2 separate regions of the Mus musculus genome follow, and region 1 is linked to region 2. The links are chromatin contacts, found by Hi-C or POLR2A ChIA-PET in ENCODE. All regions are on one chromosome and are shown on one strand. Each heading gives the region's core, a stretch centred on a gene start or an enhancer-like site at or near the end of the contact. The rest is flanking DNA. Distances are from core to core; before and after follow the strand shown. Region 1 holds the start of Fam221a (family with sequence similarity 221, member A). Region 2 holds the start of D030074P21Rik (a long non-coding RNA gene).

Evidence for each region. Hi-C counts contacts between places; a loop is a spot of excess contacts on that map. ChIA-PET counts read pairs that join two places held with the same protein, here RNA polymerase II (POLR2A).
Region 1: POLR2A ChIA-PET joins it to region 2 with 11 read pairs in embryonic stem cell. The contact joins the promoter of Fam221a here to the promoter of D030074P21Rik in region 2. A Hi-C loop is called at or near these places in 1 of 37 maps with a recorded cell type or tissue (mouse embryonic stem cell). POLR2A ChIA-PET finds 5 or more read pairs at or near these places in 5 of 5 experiments (Patski and embryonic stem cell).

What each region holds. Positions count from the first base shown.
Region 1 is chr6:49,365,193-49,369,730 of GRCm38, reverse strand. Fam221a (family with sequence similarity 221, member A) reads right to left here and starts at 1,992. Exons shown (of 7, transcript NM_172727.3): 1 at 1,758-1,992. The coding sequence starts at 1,822.
Region 2 is chr6:49,210,901-49,215,505 of GRCm38, reverse strand. It overlaps D030074P21Rik (a long non-coding RNA gene), which reads left to right and starts at 2,246. Exons shown (of 2, transcript XR_869057.2): 1 at 2,246-4,605. Igf2bp3 (insulin-like growth factor 2 mRNA binding protein 3) reads left to right here and starts at 552. Exons shown (of 15, transcript NM_023670.3): 1 at 552-1,209; 2 at 2,179-2,239. The coding sequence starts at 1,035.

The DNA.
Region 1 (4,538 bases), core at 743-3,242, 150 kb before region 2:
AACGTGTTTTGTTTGGCCTTTCTTTTTGCAGAACCCAGGGCCTTGCACTTGCCAGGCGATGCTCTACCACTGAGCTACAGCCTCGCCTTTAGTTTTTCAGCAGGTTCTCACCAGGTGGTTTGGACTGATCTTGAACTCACTACCCTCCTAGACATCTCCTCAGGGCTGAGATTACAGGCCTGGCCCCTGACAATAGGAAAGTTGGTTTCTGATAGGGATCATTTTGGAATGCCTTCCCCAAATAACCCTTTGATATCTGGAAGGCCGAGTCTTCATGTTTCTCAGATCTTATTGATGCAATAATCTCTCCTAAAGGGAAATGTTCCATAATATTTACGATTGCAAAAAATAATTTTCCATGAGCCTGTCCCTACCATTTTCTGGACAAGAGACAAGTGAAAAGCCAGAAAGCAAAACTAAAGAAGCCAGCCGTGCTCTGTAAGAGGGTGAGCATGCGGTGAACCTACCATGAAGACTGGGTGCTACTGCCTAGTTTTATGTCAACTTGACCCAAGCTAGAGTCATACAGAAATAGAAAATCTCAAATGAGGGCTGGAGAGTTGGTTCAGTCATTAAGAGCACTGACTGGTCTTCTAGAGGTCCTGAGTTCAATTCCCAGCAACCACATGGTGGCTCACAACCATCTGTAATGGGATCTGATGCCCTCTGCTGGTGTGTCTGAAGACAGGTACAGTGTACTCATATACAAAAAATAAATAATTCCTTTTTAAAAAGAATTTTTAAAAAAATAAGAAAATTTCAACTGAGAAAAAATGACACACATACACACTAGACTGGCCTGTGGGCAAGCCTGTGGCAGGACCTCTGATTGATGTAGGAGGGCCCAGCTCACTATTACTATGCTATTAGCAAACAGGCCGAGCAAGCCATGAACAGCAAAGCAATGAGCAGCACCCTCCAGGGGCACTGCATTAGCCCCTGGCCTGGCCTCCCTGGATCATGGCCTACAAGCTATACACTGAAATAAACCCTTTCCTCCTAAGTTGCTTTTGATCAGTGTTTCAATAGAGCAATAGAAACCTAACTAAGACAGACTGATCAAGCTGTTCCATCTCACATTTCCTGTTCAGAATCTTCAGAAAGTTCTAAGCATTACCCAAAACTACACTATTGGGGCAATATGCTGGGAAACCCAACTGCCTGGACACCCCACGAATGACTTGGGGGAAGCTCTATACATCTGGCTTTTCCTTTGTGCACACACATTCTCCAAGTCGTCTGTAACCTCTATTCTCCCAGTTTCCCAGCTGTCAAGAAGAAACCCCTCCTAGGCTATGGGAATTGGGGGCAGATGTGTGTGGAGCCAAAGGAGCAAGCAGCTGTGTTCCCTGCTTCCAGAGAGGAGTCTCGGAAGCTAAGTCCAAAAACCATCTCCCTTGGTTTGGGAGAGCACTGAATTGATGTATAAACTGACATCTACTAACTTTTATAGACCCAATATGTAAATCAATTGTCACTAAGAGAAACAAAAAGGGATCCATTTTAAAAGTAGTTAATCATCCCTTTTGGCAAAGGAGACTCTCAAGTGGTCTCCGAAGAGATTCATTATAGAATAGAATTGTGTGTCTGCAAATTTAATTACAGAGGATGAAATGTGAAATTAATCCAGGCCTCCCGAACAGACTCCCAGAGCGCTAGTACGTTCGTCCGCTGGGTCCGGGTTCGTCCCACCGTGCTCGGACGGACAAGAGTCCGTGAACAGGAGCCCGCCCCGCGGAGCAGAGTTAAGGCCTCACCTCCGGTACTCCAAGTACTCGTCCACTGCCTCCGCACCACCAGGAGGCAACGTCAGCCGCTCCATGGCCGCGGGAAGCGAAAGGAGCCCTTGCCTCGAGCTCTTGAGTCCGCCCTGCAGCTGCCAGGCAGGATCCACCAGACCTGCGCGAGTAACAAACAGCCTTGCCGCCAGAAACTGCCCGGTCCCGCCCCCTTAGCCCCGCCCCGTCCTGGGCCCCGCCCCTCTGTTTCACCCGCTTAGTCCCGCCCTTGTCCCCCTCAGCTCCCGTCCTCTCCCCGCAGCTCCTCCCCAATCAATCTTCCCCCTCCTCTGGGCTCCGCCCCACTTAGCTCCGCCCTCATCCTTACCTCTCCCCAGCTCCCGCTCTACCCTAGCATCCGGCCTGTCCTAGCGCCCCTCTTCTTCCTTGTGCCACGCCCCTTGGCCAAGCCCCGCTTTGCCCCGCCCCTCTTGCTGCTCCAGGCCAAACGTCTCCACCAACCCTCGTGATTGCTTCCGTGGCCCACAGTCTACCTGGCGATCCTCTAAGGGTCCTTGAGCTTAATTTAGCTTGAGCTTCGCCACCCTACCGCTACCTGAGCCCTACAAATTGGCTTCTCCTGCATAGCCCAAGGCTGCAAAACAGATGCTGTTTGCCCACTTCAAACTTCGTGCTCTTCACTGCTTCATTCCCAGAGTCTCCTTAAGAATAAGTGCAGTGCCAGGATACAATGGGTTCTCAAAACAGGGTTTATATACCTCTTCCCATTTAATCAATCTCTCGAAATGTACGTAGTCTTGGAGAATTGGCCACTTGGAGCGGTAGCTAAGAGTGCTTGCTGTGCGATCATAAGTACCAGAGTTCAGATCCCAGCACCCACATAAAGAACCAGGCATCTCAGACTCTTAATACCCCAGTTTCAAGGTAGGTGGAGACAGAAAAATCAATGAGGTTTGCTGGCTTTCAGCCTAGACAAGAAAATCCCAACCCTGGGTTCAGGGAGAGACTACATGAAAGGATTAAATGGAGCATGATAGAGGAAGACACCCAACCCTTTCCTCTTGCCCACTGGCCTCAGAGCTTGTTTACACTGCTGCACGCACCCATTCACAATCACACACTTCGAATCAGTACATCTCTGAAGTGTGGGGGAGGGGTGTCAACGTCCATGTTTTCAGTATTACGGTTGAGGCTGAGAACTGAGCATAGAAGCTTAGTTGGACAGCATGAGTTTAGCATACTGAGACCCTGGGTTCAAGTCTCGATGCCACTGGAAAATAATAAAATATAAAACCAGCAATCCTGAGTACCAGTGCAAGTGACAAGGAAAAAAAAATGTTCTCCAAAGAAAATAACAGGTTAAGGAAGAACAAGCAGAAACAATTCAGCCAAGTTCTTGCCTTCCGGGTAGGAGCACAAAGCCTTTGAGCTGCTAGGTAAGCTCTGTACTGCCAAACTATACACCTGACTCCAAGATAAGTCTGTTTCAACATTTAAAAAGAATCTCCACGCATTTTATATAAAAATGGAATTATCATCCGTTAGTAATTTAGCTATAAGTTGTTCTGGCAAGCTGAAAAGGAGTAAGAAATTAACCGTTACTCAGGAGAAAAGAATTCTCAAACATTGTAGCTCTCTATGGACCAAATTTCTCATCCTTTAATCTTCTTGTTTAACAGATAATTGGATTTTTAGAGATTCAAGGTTCACAGCAACTCGAATGCAGCAGGTCAGCTGTGGCTGTTTTCCAACAGTGTGTTTCTACTTCAGGGCTCTGCCAACTGAGCCGTATCCCTGGCCTGGTCAGGGTGGGATGGTTTTGAGAGGTCTCACCCGCTATATGATCCTGGCTAATTTAGAACTCACCATGCGGTCAAGTCTGTTTTCACACTTGGGCTTCTCCTGCCTCTGCTTCCAAATGCCTGGATAAGTAAGGGATGTTCTTAGTGTTAAACTTCTTAAAGTTCTTATTGTTATTAGCCCGTCATTCAAAATCCTTTTTAAAAGTGTTTTAATTAGCATACAAAGTGTTGAATTTCCATAAGTCTTTCCATATGTGAGTAGTTTCTGCTAACTCACCCCTGCCCCTGCCCTCACCCCTTAGCTCCCAGTATTGCCCTCTTCTGTCAAATTGCATGTGCTCTACTCTTCCCTCCCCACACTGAGGCCTCTTTCCCTCCCCTCTTGTGGGACCTTTCTGGCTTACTGACCTCTATAGACACTCCATTTTAGGTACATAAGTACAAAGTTTGAAACTCAGATCCACGTTGAGAAAAAAGATGTGGCATTTGTCTTTCGGGGCCTGGGTTCCCTCACTTCGTACAATATTTTGCTGTTCATATTACCTGAAAGTTTTGTTTTTCTTTCCAGCTGAATAAAACCCCATTATGTATGCACACCACATTTCCATTATCCATGCAACAGTTGGTGTATTTTGACCCTAGTTCCTAGTTACTTTGAATAAAAACACAGTAAATAAATATGGTAAAAGTTTTGTTTTTCTTTCCAGCTGAATAAAATCCCATTGTGTATGCACACCACATTTCCATTATCCATGCAACAGTTGGTGTATTTTGACCCTAGTTCCTAGTTACTTTGAATAAAAACACAGTAAATAAATATGGGTGTGCACGTGTATCTATGGTAAGATATGGAATTCTTAGGATATATGGCCAGAAATGGTATAGCTGGGGCATATAGTAGTTCTAGTTTCAGCTTTTTGAGAAACTTCCACACTACCATTTGTCATATTGCACCAGGCTACACTCTCACCAACAGTGGAGAAAGGTTCCTCTCTCC
Region 2 (4,605 bases), core at 997-3,496:
CCCGGAGCGCAGGCGGAGGAGGTGTCGCGTAGACACCCGCCCAGGACGTCGGCTCCCCTCCCCCACGCCGGCCCGGGCCGCCCCGCTTGCTCGGTCCCCGGGGCCCTCGAGGGGAGCGGCGCTCTGCCCCCGGGTTCTACTTTCCCCGGTCATCAGAGCCACCGACTGAGTTCGAGATTGTCATTCAGATTTCGTTGTTAAGTGACCCATTTTTTAAAAATCGAATGGTTACAAACTACGGTAACTGCAACCGCGGGACCCCCTAACCGCTTCCTCATCTTAAGGAAAAAGGATCGTTCGTCTGACCCTCCCGAGGCTCGGACCCTTTGGAAACTCGCCGTGCCCATCGCGCCTGGCGCCGGCTGCAGCGGCTGGACGCTCTCCACCCCCTCCCCGGCTCCGGCTCCGGCTCCAGCTCGGGGTCCCTCCTCGCCCAATCTCGCTTCCCCTCCCCCTCTCGCTTTTTTTTTTTTTTTTTTTTTTTCTCTTTCCTCCGAAACCCACTCTAATTGAGGCGCTGGGATTCCTCACGTGAGACGTTGATTTGTAGTTTGAACACGTGGCTCATTCAAAAAGCCGGACACTCGGAGCGGCTGCCCCCGCCCCGCTCCCCTCGCCGCTGCCAGTCACCCCTCGGGGTTTTTTTTTTTTACGGGGAGGCGGCGCCTGCCCCACGTAGTGTGATATTTTCACAGCCCGCTGGCCGCTGCCAAAGGGGTTGGGGAGGAAGAGACAAAAAGTAGTTTCCCCCCGCGCCTCCTCCTTTCTCTCGCTAATCCCGCCTCCTCCCCAGAGTTAGGAAGACTCGACGCTGGGCTCGTCGCTAGGCTTTTTCTTTCTCTCTTTTTTTTAATACCCAGAAGAGGAAAAAGGACCCTGGGATCTGGTTTTCGCCCGCCGCTCCCGTGCTTGGGTCACTGTGTGGGTTTGAAAGCCAAGAGGAGAGGAACAAAATCCACCGGCTCCATCCTCCGCCGTGGGTGCTTTTTTTAATTTAGCATTTTCCTCGGGTTTTAAAACGACCCCTTTTCACAATGAACAAATTGTACATCGGGAACCTCAGCGACCACGCCGGCCCCGCGGACCTGGAAAGTGTCTTCAAGGACGCTAAGATCCCGGTGGCGGGCCCCTTCCTGGTGAAGACGGGCTACGCGTTCGTGGACTGCCCGGACGAGGGCTGGGCCCTCAAGGCCATCGAGGCGCTTTCAGGTGGGGCCCGCGCGCGTGGTCGGGGCCTCCCCGTCTCCGCAGCTGCCATCCGGGACCCCGCTTGCGGGGCGGGTGGGGGTGGGGAGGGGGACGCGCTGTCAGTCGCGGGGCGCGGCGCGGCGCGTGCTGCAGGCCGGGCCAGGCGGGCCTTGGGGCCCAGCGTGGACGCCCGCCGGGCCCTCTGTCTGGTCGCTGTCCCCCAGCCGTAGAGAACAGAAAGTGGCCTGAGCCTACGCCCGGGGGGAGGCCGCGTCCAGGCGGTCCCGCTCCACGCCGCCGCGTCCACCTCGCGGGGTCGTTAGAGCGAAAGGGGCAGGTGGGCGGCGGCGGCCGGCTGTTGCCAGAACGGCAGCCCTGCCACGCGCGGCGCCGCAGTCCCGGCCCGTGCGCGCAGCCGCGGCCCGGGTGTCTGAGTGCGCTCTGCCTGGATGCCCGAGGGGAGAGCAGCTGTCCGTGCCTTTCGGTTTCCACCGTCCCCAGCTGGACTCGAGGCCGGCGCCTTGATGGGTCAGCGCGCGTGGACCAGCACCCCGGCCGCCCAATCTCCTCCTGGCACCCTGGCTCTTTAATCCCATCGCCCAGTGCTCCAGGCCAACCTGGATGTGGACCAGAAAGAAGGCCGCGCGCCCCCATGGCAGGCTGTTTGTTGGGGGTGTGTCTCTTGCAGACCTTGGGGTGCGGGGTGGCCCTTGGAGGGGGTCAGGAGGCGAAAATTGCAACCCAAGTGGTGAGCCTGACTCTTGCTCTCCCTCCCCAGCTTTCTGCAAGTTAAAAAGCCACACCCACCCGAAGGGTCAGCTCTGCACCCTCTCCTTGCCCTGCTCCTCCCTTGTCCTTGAGTCGGGTGGGAATCTTGGGGCCCTGCTGAGGTCACTGAAGCAGGGTGTGTTTTCTCTTAAAGACTGTAGATTTCAAGGTGGGGAAAGCTGCTGAATTTAGCCCGTCGTCTTGCCTCTTGTGTGTTCACAGGTAAAATGGAACTACATGGGAAACCGATGGAAGTTGAGCACTCGGTCCCTAAACGGCAGAGGTGAGCGGATTTACCCTTTTCTGGCCGCTTTTTAGGGAGGAAGCACAGAACACAGATGCAAACTCGGACCCTTTGGCTTACACGCTGGGGCCACGGTTCAGCTAGCTCTTTTTCTGCTTGCCTTTAAGTTTATGGCAGGTGTGTGTGCGCGCGCGTTGATAATTCTGGGACGTAAATGGGGGCTTGCCTGCGGCCCCTGCTTCTGGGTTATTGTTGCTGTTTTAAAAGCCTGTCAAGGAAGCTCTCACAGCTACATGTTCTTGGCAGAGCAGGTTTAGGTCTCAACTGGCAGCCCGAGTTTCAAAAGCCAATAGTCTTTGGGAACCTACGGGATTTAGAAGACAGGTCCAGGACAGATGTGGAGAAGCTGGTCCGCCGTGGTGGGCGCTTCTAATACAGGAGGAGGAACACAGTTGCTTTTGCCCTGGTTCACTGGCCAGCCAGCGGCCATTGGAACACAGTGAATGCTGGGGTCCTGGGGCCTTTCAAACACTCCAAAGTTGTTTTTTTTTTTTTGTTGTTGTTGTTTTTTTTTTTCCTAACAGTGCCTTTGTTCCAGCTCCTCCTGTCCCTTGGTGTATTTTGCTTACAAATAATCACCAAGAGACGGTGAAGGCTGGGGGAATCTGCAACTTCACTGAGATTTCTCTTCTATGAGAGCATCTGTAGCTGTCACTTTACAAAATATTTGCAGGCTATTTTAGCTACTGAAGCTTTTTGGAGAAGCGCCCCCCTTCCCCTCCCTCCCTGCCCTCCCCCCCCCCCCCCCCCCCCCCGACTCTGTAACTCTTAACTGGAAAGACTGAGGTTAGCCTGCTGGGTTTTGCAAGGTGGGGTTAGGGTTTCTGGCTGGCTTTTCAGTCTTCCCCCATTCCTAACCTGGAGCAAACAATAAGCCTGAAGTTAATTCAAACCAGGGCTGTGTGTATCTGGTTAAGTGTTTCTGAGAGTGTGCTCTGGGGGACAGAGGGATTTGCCCTGCAGAGACAGAGGGCAAGAATGCTGTGTGACTGTTTTGAATGAAGCTCTCTTCCACATGAATCACTTCACACTCCTCGTTTTAGAAATAAACTAGTGTGGATACTTGTAGGTTCCTTTTTAAGTCCTTGTTTAATTTCGCCTAAGATAATTGGAAAGATATTTGTGTAACCAGATTTAGGTCTATTTTGATAAGGGTCAAGTTATTTCATATAGTAGAATGTAGTCTTTTATTATTTTTGTTTACTCTTCTAAAGTAGATGTGGATAAAAAGTATCAAACTGATCTTGGTTTCATAGGAATTTAAACAATTGAGGCACAACTCATTTGCCCTTAAGAAGTTTAGAGACCTAGCCTGTGAATCAGCCATTTTGGAAAAACGAACCTTATTGCACACATGCTAGTTGGTTTCATGTTTATCCAGTGTGTCTTAGTGCTTGTCCCTCCGGCCCCCTTCCCGTCACTCCCCTCTCCCCCCCAATCTTTCAAGGGGTTGGTTTATGCAGGCGAGCACTCTACCACTTGAGGCACACCCTTAGCTCTTGGTTTTTAAATCCACTGTAGAATTAAAAGTAAGCAATACAACAAAACGAAGAGCTGGTGTTGTACCCTATTAGTAGAATGATTGCCTAGCATGCCAGAGGCCTTCCACTCCAGAATCCTTGGGCAGGGCAAATGATTATAATTAACAAAGGGACTGTTGTGAATTTAAAACATTAAATGTCTTTTTAAATTTAAAAACATTAAGTGAGTTTTTCAGCTCCAGCTAATGGGTTGACCTCAGTTTGCTGTATCCTCTGTTTTTTATTTTTGAAGTTAATGTCTTCCCATGTGTGGAGAATTAATTTAGGAACTTGGGTAACAACTGCTAGTCTTCCTCCTAAAGCTTTGCTTATGCTGGAAACAGTTACTTGTTACTGTTTGAATTGCAGGGTTCCTCTTTTGGAAGACTAGGAGATAGTAACAAGTGGGGGCAAATGTTTACTGGACGCTTGCTTCTTCAGTTTATTAATAACAACAGAAGCTTTTCCTGCCCTGGCCCCCCACCCCACTACCAGAATGCGTAGGGTTTTAAATGTGGTCTTACTAGCCAGTGACGTAGGCCTTACAGGTAGAGTGAAGTGAGCTGACGGAGTACCTTTCTGTTTTTCTGACTTGGGAGCAGTTGAGTGCTAGAAATCCTTTACTGAAGTGTTTTGCATAAAGACTTCTGTGTCTCTCTGGAAACTTTAGTGTTCATCTCCATTATAGTTTAGTTTTCACTGACCCTTGAAGCTGTGCAGTTCTTCTTATCTGGACCCTTCCATCATTTCACAGGCTCTGGAAGAGCCAGGAAGTGACCTGGCCCCTATGTGCGCACTCACCCACCTATGGCAAGGTGTGGATTA